Regions from separate parts of the Mus musculus genome. Here regions 1 and 3 are each linked to region 2. The links are chromatin contacts, found by POLR2A ChIA-PET in ENCODE. All regions are on one chromosome and are shown on one strand. Each heading gives the region's core, a stretch centred on a gene start or an enhancer-like site at or near the end of the contact. The rest is flanking DNA. Distances are from core to core; before and after follow the strand shown.

Region 1 (2,952 bases), core at 284-2,783, 390 kb after region 2:
CCCAGTTCCCCATTCACTCTGGGTCTTGTCTGCCATCAGGAGCCCCCCACGGCTTCACCTTTGCAGGGGAGGCAGTGGACGAGGCCCAGGAACCCTAGCAGGCTGATTTTATTGCCTGGGTGGGTGAAGTTGGACCAGGCGGTGTTGATGTTGCCGGAAGCACAGCACTCCTCCCGGCTGACACGAGTCTTCAGCACCAGACTGCAGGTGGCCTCTCTGCCCTGCTGGAGCCAGCACACGCCACCTATTTGGAAGGAGGAGGAGGAATGGGGAAGCTCCAGACCCCATCTCTACCTAAGAATTATCCCTATACATGATCTTTGTGGAACAAACTCCCAACTAACCCCCAACACCTCAGATCTAATTCCCCCAGCCAATTCAGAGATGTCCATAGCTATCCTAAATGCCCTGTACAGGAAGAAAGGGCAGAAAGCCACAGCTGTGGCTCGAGCTCTTCTGTGGAGGGAACCCTTCTCCTCTGAGCCGCACCCGAGTGCTCCACCACCAACTCCCGCCTGGCCTCCAGGCCTGAGAACTGGCACCCTGCCCAGCCCCTTCAAATGCCAGGCGCTCGGCATGTGAGGGTCTGTGGGCCTGCACTGGCTTCCCGCCTCTGCCCTCTGTCTAGACAGTGCCCAGGACAGCCGAGCCCCCGGCTTGCAGCCCCCCCTCGCCTGACCCGCCTCTTACTCACTCCAACTGGGGAACATTCCCTCTGCGTGAGCTCACTCCCCTGGGACAGGGACGGGGGACGCGGCCCTAGGGGAGGGGGCTTGGCTCCCTTGGAGGGCAGCAGCCTTGCAGGGCTGGTAGGGGCTAGAACACAGAACCTTTGGCTTTCTTCACCCTTAAGTGAAGACAGCCGCACACCTCCCCCCCCCCCCCCGCCCCCATCAGAACTCATTCTTGCTCAAGAGACACTGCCGAACGCCTTCCATGAACTGGGCCCCAGCACCTCTGCAAAGGCTTTACAAAAAGGGAGACTGAGGCTGGAGCTCTCCTGGCCAGATGCAGGTATACCATTCTACCTGAGGCATCTCATCCAGAGACTCCTGAAACCCTCTGCCTAAGTGGCATTAGCAGGGCCAGCCACCCAGAGATGTCTCTCTAGGGCCTACAGAGCCACCTACCACGTCACTTAAAAGGTTCATGACCCTGGGCCTCAGTTTACCTATCCTGAAAACGGGGAGGAAAAAGTACCCACAAGTTTCGGCTGTTCTGTGGACTCATGGGAAAGCATGTAAACAGTAAGAGCTCAATAAATAAATGTCAGTCCTCTTTTGAGGCTGGAGGCGTGGAGTCCCGCATTCGCCCACCCAGCCAGAGCACACCCCAGACATCCCCCTGCCGCATTCCTCAGGCCACGTGGGTGGCCCGCTCGCCCGCCCCTTCCGCCCAGCCCCACTCACCGGGCACAGAATCCTCGGAGCCCATCACGGCGCCCACGGATCCCACTGTCCAGACCAGGGCTCCCCAAAGCAGCGGCCACAGTGCCCCAGAACGCATGGCGAGTGTTGGGCAGCAGCGGGGACTCAGCGAGTGCAGACGCCTCGGCCTATAAAAGCCCAGGGCGGGCGGGGCCGGCGGCGGGCGGGGCGGGGCGCAGCGGGACGGACGTGTCCCCGAGGCGCAGGGCCCGGGCCTGCGCGGGGGTGGCCACCGGGGGCAGGCCGTGTCCCATCTGGGAACCAGACAGTTGTCTAGGAAGAACAGTCCACAATGGGGTCAGGTCACAAAGTGTGGCCCGGAGGGCATGTCCTGGGAGGTGGACACCTCCAGGTGTCCAGTGTTCCTTTGGGGATCTCTGGGGTGCAGGTGAGAAGCCCCACCTGGGCTAAGCGGGTATTGAGGTTACCATCTGGTCTCTTTAGCCTCTTGCCTAACCTTCACCATGACAGTACCCACGGTTGCAAAGGGTGTCCCCATGCTGTTCCAAACTATTTAAAGACTCATACCTACCATTCTAGCCTTTGGAGGCTGAAGCAGGAGGATTGCTGTGAGTTTGAGGCCAGCTAGGGCTTCAGAGTGCATCAAACTAAAGTTGAGGTTGTCTGTAGCTAGCTCCGTGGGAGCTAGAGTGCTCCCCCAGCTCACACAGGCCCTGGAGTCCACCGGCACAAAAGGGATGGTGCACACCTGCCATTCCAGCTCTCAGGAGGTAACGGCTGGTGGATCAAGAGTTCAAGGACATTCTCAGCTACACAGGGAATTCAAGGCTAGCCTGGGCTACCTGAGACCCTGACTCAAAAAGGGAAAACGAAGCCAAACCCAGAGTTTAGAGGATGGCTCAGGGGTTAAGACTGATTGCTTCAGAGACAGGAAGACCTGAGTTCAAATCTCCAGCATCCATGTAAAAAGCCAATGTGGGGCAAGGACGCCTGTAATCCCAGGTATGTGGGGGTGGAGACAGGAGGATTGCTGGGGCTTGCTGGTCACCATACCTGCAACTTCAGTGAGAGACTCTTGTCTCAAAGGAATAAGGCCAGATGTGAGAGAGGGGACACCTGATGTCTTCTGGCCTCTGTGAATGGATATGTGCACATAGGAAAAAAAAATCATCCGGCAGGAGTTGTACCCCAGAATCCCAGCACTTATGGGGGCCACAAATTCAAGTTCAATCTGGTTTACAAAGAGAGCACAGGCCAGAAAGACTCTATCTAAGAAACAGGATGGGAGCTGGAGAGATGGCTCACTTAAAGAGCACTGACTGGTGTTCTAGAGGTCCTGAGTTCAATTCACACATGGTGGCTCACAACCATCTGTAATGTCCTCTTCTGGTGTGTCTGAAAACAGCAGCATTGTACTCACATACATAAAATAAATAATCTTTAAAAAAAAAAAGAAGAAGAAATACTAATTCCAGCACTCGGGAGGCAGAGGCAGGCGAATTTCTGAGTTCAAGTCCAGCCTGGTCTACAGAGTGAGTTCCAGGACAGCCAGGGCTATACAGAG
Region 2 (2,965 bases), core at 155-2,654:
AAAGAGAGTCCAGGATAACCAGGAGTACACAAAGAAACTGGGGGGGGGGGGCTAGGGGGGAAGCATGGGGGTGGGGGGAGAGGACCCCATGGTCTTACTGGGAAACCTCAGCTTCAAGTGGGGTTTCTTTCACACCTCTCATCCAGCCATTCAAGTCACCGAGATGGGAAGATCAATGAGAAAAAGGACACTGTGGATCAGTTTGAGAGACTGTTTCAAAACAAATACCCATCTCGCCTAGCCTGTGGGAGTTGGAGGCAAAGGAACAGAATCCAAAACCAAATACAATTGCACAGCAAGTTCAATACCCTTCTGGGCTACACAAGAGGGAACTCTTTTTGCTTTTATCATCCCAAAGGCATATGGAATACTTTGTCATACAGCTGAGGCTAACCTTAAATGATTCTAGGTCTTGATTACACCTGGCCAGAGAATCCCAAGGTTAGGATCAAAATGGCATGGTCACTTTGCAAATGTGTGTGGTTGGGGACAGAAATGATAGTGACTGCCTACCCTCACTAGCATAGAGTTGTTGGGCCAGAGAAACTTCACTACTGAAATACGCTTTTAGGGTACTGTCTGGAGGTGTGCCAGTTGTGGGATGCCTCGCTTACTCAGCCAAGGACTAGAGAAATGTTTTTGCACGATGGACTCAAGGGAGAAAGGAGGTTGGCCCAAGAGGCGTGGCTAGCGAAAGGGGCGTGGTATCTAGACAAAGTCATTATTGGCAACCGACAACTTGGAAAATAAGTCCACTATACCACGAAACCAGTCTACCTTGGGGGCAATAAACTTGGGGCACAAAAGGACAACATTCAAGCCTACATGTGCTTTTTTGTTCCCCACGTGGAACCACAAGGGAAGAGAAAACCGAGGTAGAGCCAGCTGGAGTAAAAGGGTCGCACGCGACACAGCTCCACATCTGCGGACAACCGGACTTTGGAGGTAGGAGCGCCCCGCCCCCGGAGCAGCGCATGCGCCAAGCGCGCACCCTGCGCCATTCCATCCGGGCACTCGGCAGTCCCGCCATTTCGCCGGCGAAGCTTTTCAAAGCATCGCGGCGGCCATTTTACAAAAAAAAAAAAAAAAAAAAAAGCCCACCGTTAAGGTCGGCCTCGGCCCGGGGATGACGCGCGGTGGAGGACGCCCTCCGACAAGCGTGAGGCCCCAGTGTCCCGCTGCCCGCCTCGCCGCCGGCGGGGCGGACTCCAACCCGGGCCCGCCCCCAAGTCCCAGGGGCGTGCCGCTGCGGCTCCGCCTCGCCCGAGAGTCACAGGCCGCCCGCCGCCCCGGGCCCCTCAGAGCCGGTGCCGCCAGAGCCCTCACCGCTGAGTCGGGCAGGTCCCTGACGCGAGCGGGAAGACAGCGCGCCACACACACCCAAGCTTCCTAAGGCGCGAGTGCGAGGGGGAGCGCAAGAGTCCCGCCTGATATACTCCACTCCTGGAGCCACGCCCCTTAACCCGCCCACCACGCCGCGCTGACCAATCCGACGCCTTAGATTCGGCATCTGCGCCTCGGTGGAGGGGCGGGACTCCGTTGGCTTTGCCCTAGTCCGCGCGGAGGCGCTGAGTGTTTTGATTGGCTGGAATCTTTCCTGGCCGCATTTTTCCCCCCCACCCCCCGCCCGCTAGCGACTAGGAGGCGGGGACAGCTGATTTGGAGGCGGAGCTGACCCACTTCCGCGTTCCCGACCCGTTTGTCCTGCGGCGGGGAACAAAGAGCTTTTGCTACCTCAATGAGACTCCCAAATATGGCTCCAACCTTGACTCATCGACTCAACACTTTTATGTTCTTTTTTTTCTTTTAATATTTAATTACAGTTATTTAACTGAGGCGCATTTGTGAAGCCAGAAGACAGATGGAGTCTCTCCTTCCATCATGTAGGTCCTAAGGATCATACTCAGGATTAGCCACAAGCAGCTTTATCCACTGAGTCATCTTGCTTGCCCCTCTTCTCCGTTCTTGCTCATGAAACCAAAACCACCGAATTACTCTAGTCCAAAAGTACCTCCCAATACAACTGCTGCCTAACAGTTCTTTGGACCCCAAGGACACTCCATAAGATCAGCCCTAAAATTTCCATCCCAGTATTAATCACAATGTCAAGATTTTCTCTAGATTTCCTGCACCCAACTCAGTTTTCCTACAAATCTCAACCTGCTGTATAACGACCATTTGAACCCTGATTTCTGCCCATCTCCAACCAGGTGTACATTACCACACAGATGGCAAAACACCACTCTTTTCAATGTGTACCTGCATTTTCTAGAAGAGACCCCAGAGTCTCAAGCATGCCATGGAAGGATTTCTATCCTTGAGCCACACCCCTAACCCCTCACTGCAGAATTCTAAGTAGTGGCTAAACCAAGCTACATCCTTAGCCTTCTTAAACACACACACCACAGAGAACAAAACAAAAAAGTGTATTTTAATTTTATGTATATGGGTGTTTGCCTGAATGTCTATGCAGCACTTGCCTATCTTGCGCTGACAAAGACCAGAAGAGAGTGCTGGATCCTTTGGATGCAGAGGTCCAGACAGCTGTGAACCTTTATGTGGATTCTGAGAATTGAACCCACGTCCTCTGCAAGAGCCCTTTACCACTAGGCCATTTGATCCTTTGAGACAACCTACATTTTTCAATCTATCCTTGAAATCCGTAGGCTCACATCCCAAGTAGCTGTGATAACAGACCCATGTCTCCAGGCTACATTTTCTTCTCCCTCCACTGTGGTTTTGAGAGTCCTGAGTCCTGAGTAGCCTATGTAAGGATCCTTTTTTTTTTTTTTTTTTTTTTTTTGGTTTTTCAAGACAGGGTTTCTCTGTATAGCCCTGGCTGTCCTGGAACTCACTTTGTAGACCAGGCTGGCCTCAAACTCAGAAATCCACCTGCCTCTGCCTCCCTAGTGCTGGGATTAAAGGCGTGCGCCACCACGCCCGGTTTTATGTAAGGATCCTAACT
Region 3 (3,254 bases), core at 485-2,984, 420 kb before region 2:
GGACAATTAACTGTACAGAGTTAGCATCAGTAATTTGAAGGCTACAACAGAACTACACAATGAGTTCCAGACTGGCCTGATCTATATAGCATGAGGTCCTGTCTTAAAAAACTAGACGGGGAGCCGGGCGGTGGTGGCACACGCCTTTAATCCCAGCACTTGGGAGGCAGAGGCAGGCAGATTTCTGAGTTCGAGGCCAGCCTGGTCTACAGAGTGAGTTCCAGGACAGCCAGGGCTATACAGAGAAACCCTGTCTTGAACCCCCCCCCCCAAAAAAAAACCCCAAAAATACAAAAAAACAAAAAACCTAGTCGGGGATGCTGGAGGAATGGCTCAATGGTTGAGAGCATGTACAGTAGGTGGGTGCAATTCAAGGTGCATGCCTTTAATCCCAGCATTTGGTAGAGGTAGGCAGATCTCTGAGTTCAAGTCCCTGGACTAGAATGAGTTCCAGGACAACCAAGGATACAAAGAGAAAGACTACAAGAAACAAAGAACATTTACTGCTTTTGTGAAGAACCTGGGTTTGGTTCCCAGAACCCATGTAGTGGCTCACCAGCAACCCAACTGCCCATAACTCTAGTTCTTGGGAATTTGACACCCCCTCCCTGGGTACATTTGTTGTGCACACACATGAGTGCAAAGCACACATACATATAAAATAAACAGATAAAGAACACCCTCTGCCCCCTACACTCAACTCAAAACGAGGGCCAGTGAGATGGCTCAGTGGGTAAAAGACTCTTGCCAGAAAACCTGAGTTTAATCTCAGGGACTCACTCGGTAGAACAGAGAGGATTCCCACAAACTGTTTTCTGACCTCCACAGGCGCTCCATGGCGCAGTAATGTAAATACACAGACAAATAAAATTGGGTTGTAGGGTGCTGGTGAGATGATTCAGCGGGTAAGAGCATCGACTGCTCTTCCGAAGGTTCTGAGTTCAAATCCCAGCAACCATATTGTGGCTCACAACCATCCACAACGAGATCTGACGCCCTCTTCTGGAGTATCTGAACACAGTTACAGTGTACTTACATATAATAAATAAATAAACATAAAATAAAAAAAATTGGGTTGTAAAGGTGTTTTGCCTATGTGTCTGTCGGGTATCTGAAGAAGCCTGAAATGGGAGTAGATTCTCCTGGAAATGGAGTTACAGGTGGTTGAGAACCACCTTGTGGGTCCTGGGATGTGTAGTGTTCTTAAAGGGTGAACACCTCTCCAGCTCCTGTCTTGAGATCCTGAGAGAAACTCATTTTATTGCCTCTTCCAGGAATTCACGGAGGGGATGAGCAGATGGGGTGGAGGGGGAAGGCAAGGATAATTTAACCAATCAACTGGGAATGCAAATCCCATCCTCTGAACGCAGCCCTACTCCGGTCAAAGTCACACCCTATCCAGGTCCTGCCCCCAGACCATTCGGTTCCGCCTTTATTCCAGGCCCCGCCCCCAGACCGCTCTTCACCGGGCACCTTGTCGCCAGCCAAGCTTCTTCAGACCATTCACCTTCACTTCTATTGAGGCCCCGCCCCCATATAAAGCCCCGCCCGCATAACCAAGTCCCGCCTTCCATCTTGAGCCCCGCCCAGAAATCCGACTCCTCCTTCTCATGGCCCCACCTCCAGCACATGTACCGCCCTCACAACAACCTACCCAATCCGCTTCGCGGTCGCTTTGCTCCGCCCCCATAAACAGCCAGAGGCCTCCTCGCTTGCGCATTCGCCTCGCATCACTTCCGGGGGCGGTGTTAGGTCAAGCTCACTTCCGCCCGCGGCGGAGCTGCGGTGGTGGCGGTGCAGGAGGCTGGGTCGGGGTCCCCGGGGGACAGACAGACGGACGCACGGGCGGGCGGCCGGGAGCCATGGAGTGCGGCCCCCGGGCCGGCGGGCGCGGGCGGCGGTGAGTGCAGGCGGGCGGGCGCGCGCGGGCTGCGGCGGTTTATGGTGTGGGGCCGAATCGAGCGGGGGCCCTGCGTCCGAGACCTCCCTGCGCTCTCCGGGGATGGCTGTGAGACCAGCGCACCCACCGTGTCCCTGGCATCCCCATGTCCCAGTGCAGCGATCCTGGAGCAGTCGCTTAACCTCCTCAGGACACGGCTGTGTCCCCAAGAAACGCCCGGGCCAGCCGCAGACCCAGGCCACTGTCCCACACCCTCTCTGTCTACATCTGTCTGCTGACATTCACCGGCCACCTTTGCCACTCACCTGGCGTCTTCCTGCCAGCGGGGGCCCACTGCAGGCTTCCTTTCTGCAGCCCAGGACTCCTTTATGGTTCCTCATCACCCCCACGATGAAGCCCTCTTGCTGAAGCACCCTCTTGCTGAGGGTGCAGCTTGAGCAGACCCTGCTCCCCTGGGAGCCCTTGCAGTTTTTCGAATCCTCTCCTGCTGCCCGGGTTTACCTCTGCGGTCCTCTGTCACTGAGCTATTTCCTTTTTTTCACGTGTGTGCGCCCACGCAGAGGACAGCTTCCTGAAGTCAGTCCTCTCCTACCATGCTGGTCCCCTGATCCAAATCGGATTTTCAAACTTGGTAGCAAGTGCCTTTACCTGCTGAGCCACCTCCCTCAACCCTACATTCTTTGAACTCTTCAGCTCCTAGAGGGTTGCCTCCCTACTATGACTGGCCCGGTGAGGCATGCCAGAGCAGACAGTCATATGTAGGTCATCCTAGAGCCCTTACAGTAGCTTGGTTGCTTGTAACACCAGGGCCTGGTTTTATGTCTGTGATCACAATGCTTGGGCTTTGTGGCAGTGAGTGAATAATCCCGGCTTACAGTACCCAGTGGCCCCATCTGTGACATGAGGTCCCACATGCTGTCTGTCCTCTCCATATAACACTGGCAGGTCCCAGAGGCTTATGTCTTTAATGTCTTTCTTCCACAGCTTTATTTTCTCTGGCTGCCCTGCACATGGTTGTTGAGTGGAAGTGGGTCTTCCAGGTCCTGCCCCATGCAGGATGGAGAACTAGTTAACTGTAGAAGTATCTGGAATCATGACTGAGAGTTCCTCCCCATATGGCAGACTCAGGATACTGGCATACGTAGGGACAGCCACAGGCAGGAAACTGAGGCCTCCCCTTGCTTGACTTGTCTAGAAAACATACTGCAGGTTGAGACCCCAGAAATTACACACCTGATAAGATGTGTGGCTAGGCATGAGGTCTGTGACTAGGAGGAGGAAGGACAACTCTAGAAGGGAGGTCACTCAATAGGTGTGTGCTGCAGAAAGTGTCAAAGTAGCGAGGGCCAAGCCT

The links. ChIA-PET counts read pairs that join two places held with the same protein, here RNA polymerase II (POLR2A).
Region 1: POLR2A ChIA-PET joins it to region 2 with 19 read pairs in embryonic stem cell. The contact joins the promoter of Fstl3 here to the promoter of Cirbp in region 2. POLR2A ChIA-PET finds 5 or more read pairs at or near these places in 3 of 5 experiments (Patski and embryonic stem cell).
Region 3: POLR2A ChIA-PET joins it to region 2 with 23 read pairs in embryonic stem cell. The contact joins the promoter of Abhd17a here to the promoter of Cirbp in region 2. POLR2A ChIA-PET finds 5 or more read pairs at or near these places in 3 of 5 experiments (Patski and embryonic stem cell).

Annotation. Positions count from the first base shown.
Region 1 is chr10:79,775,855-79,778,806 of GRCm38, reverse strand. It overlaps Fstl3 (follistatin-like 3), which reads right to left and starts at 1,533. Exons shown (of 5, transcript NM_031380.2): 1 at 1,410-1,533; 2 at 59-244. The coding sequence starts at 1,506.
Region 2 is chr10:80,166,278-80,169,242 of GRCm38, reverse strand. It overlaps Cirbp (cold inducible RNA binding protein), which reads right to left and starts at 1,404. Exons shown (of 7, transcript NM_007705.3): 1 at 1,327-1,404.
Region 3 is chr10:80,588,821-80,592,074 of GRCm38, reverse strand. It overlaps Abhd17a (abhydrolase domain containing 17A), which reads left to right and starts at 1,734. Exons shown (of 5, transcript NM_145421.2): 1 at 1,734-1,900.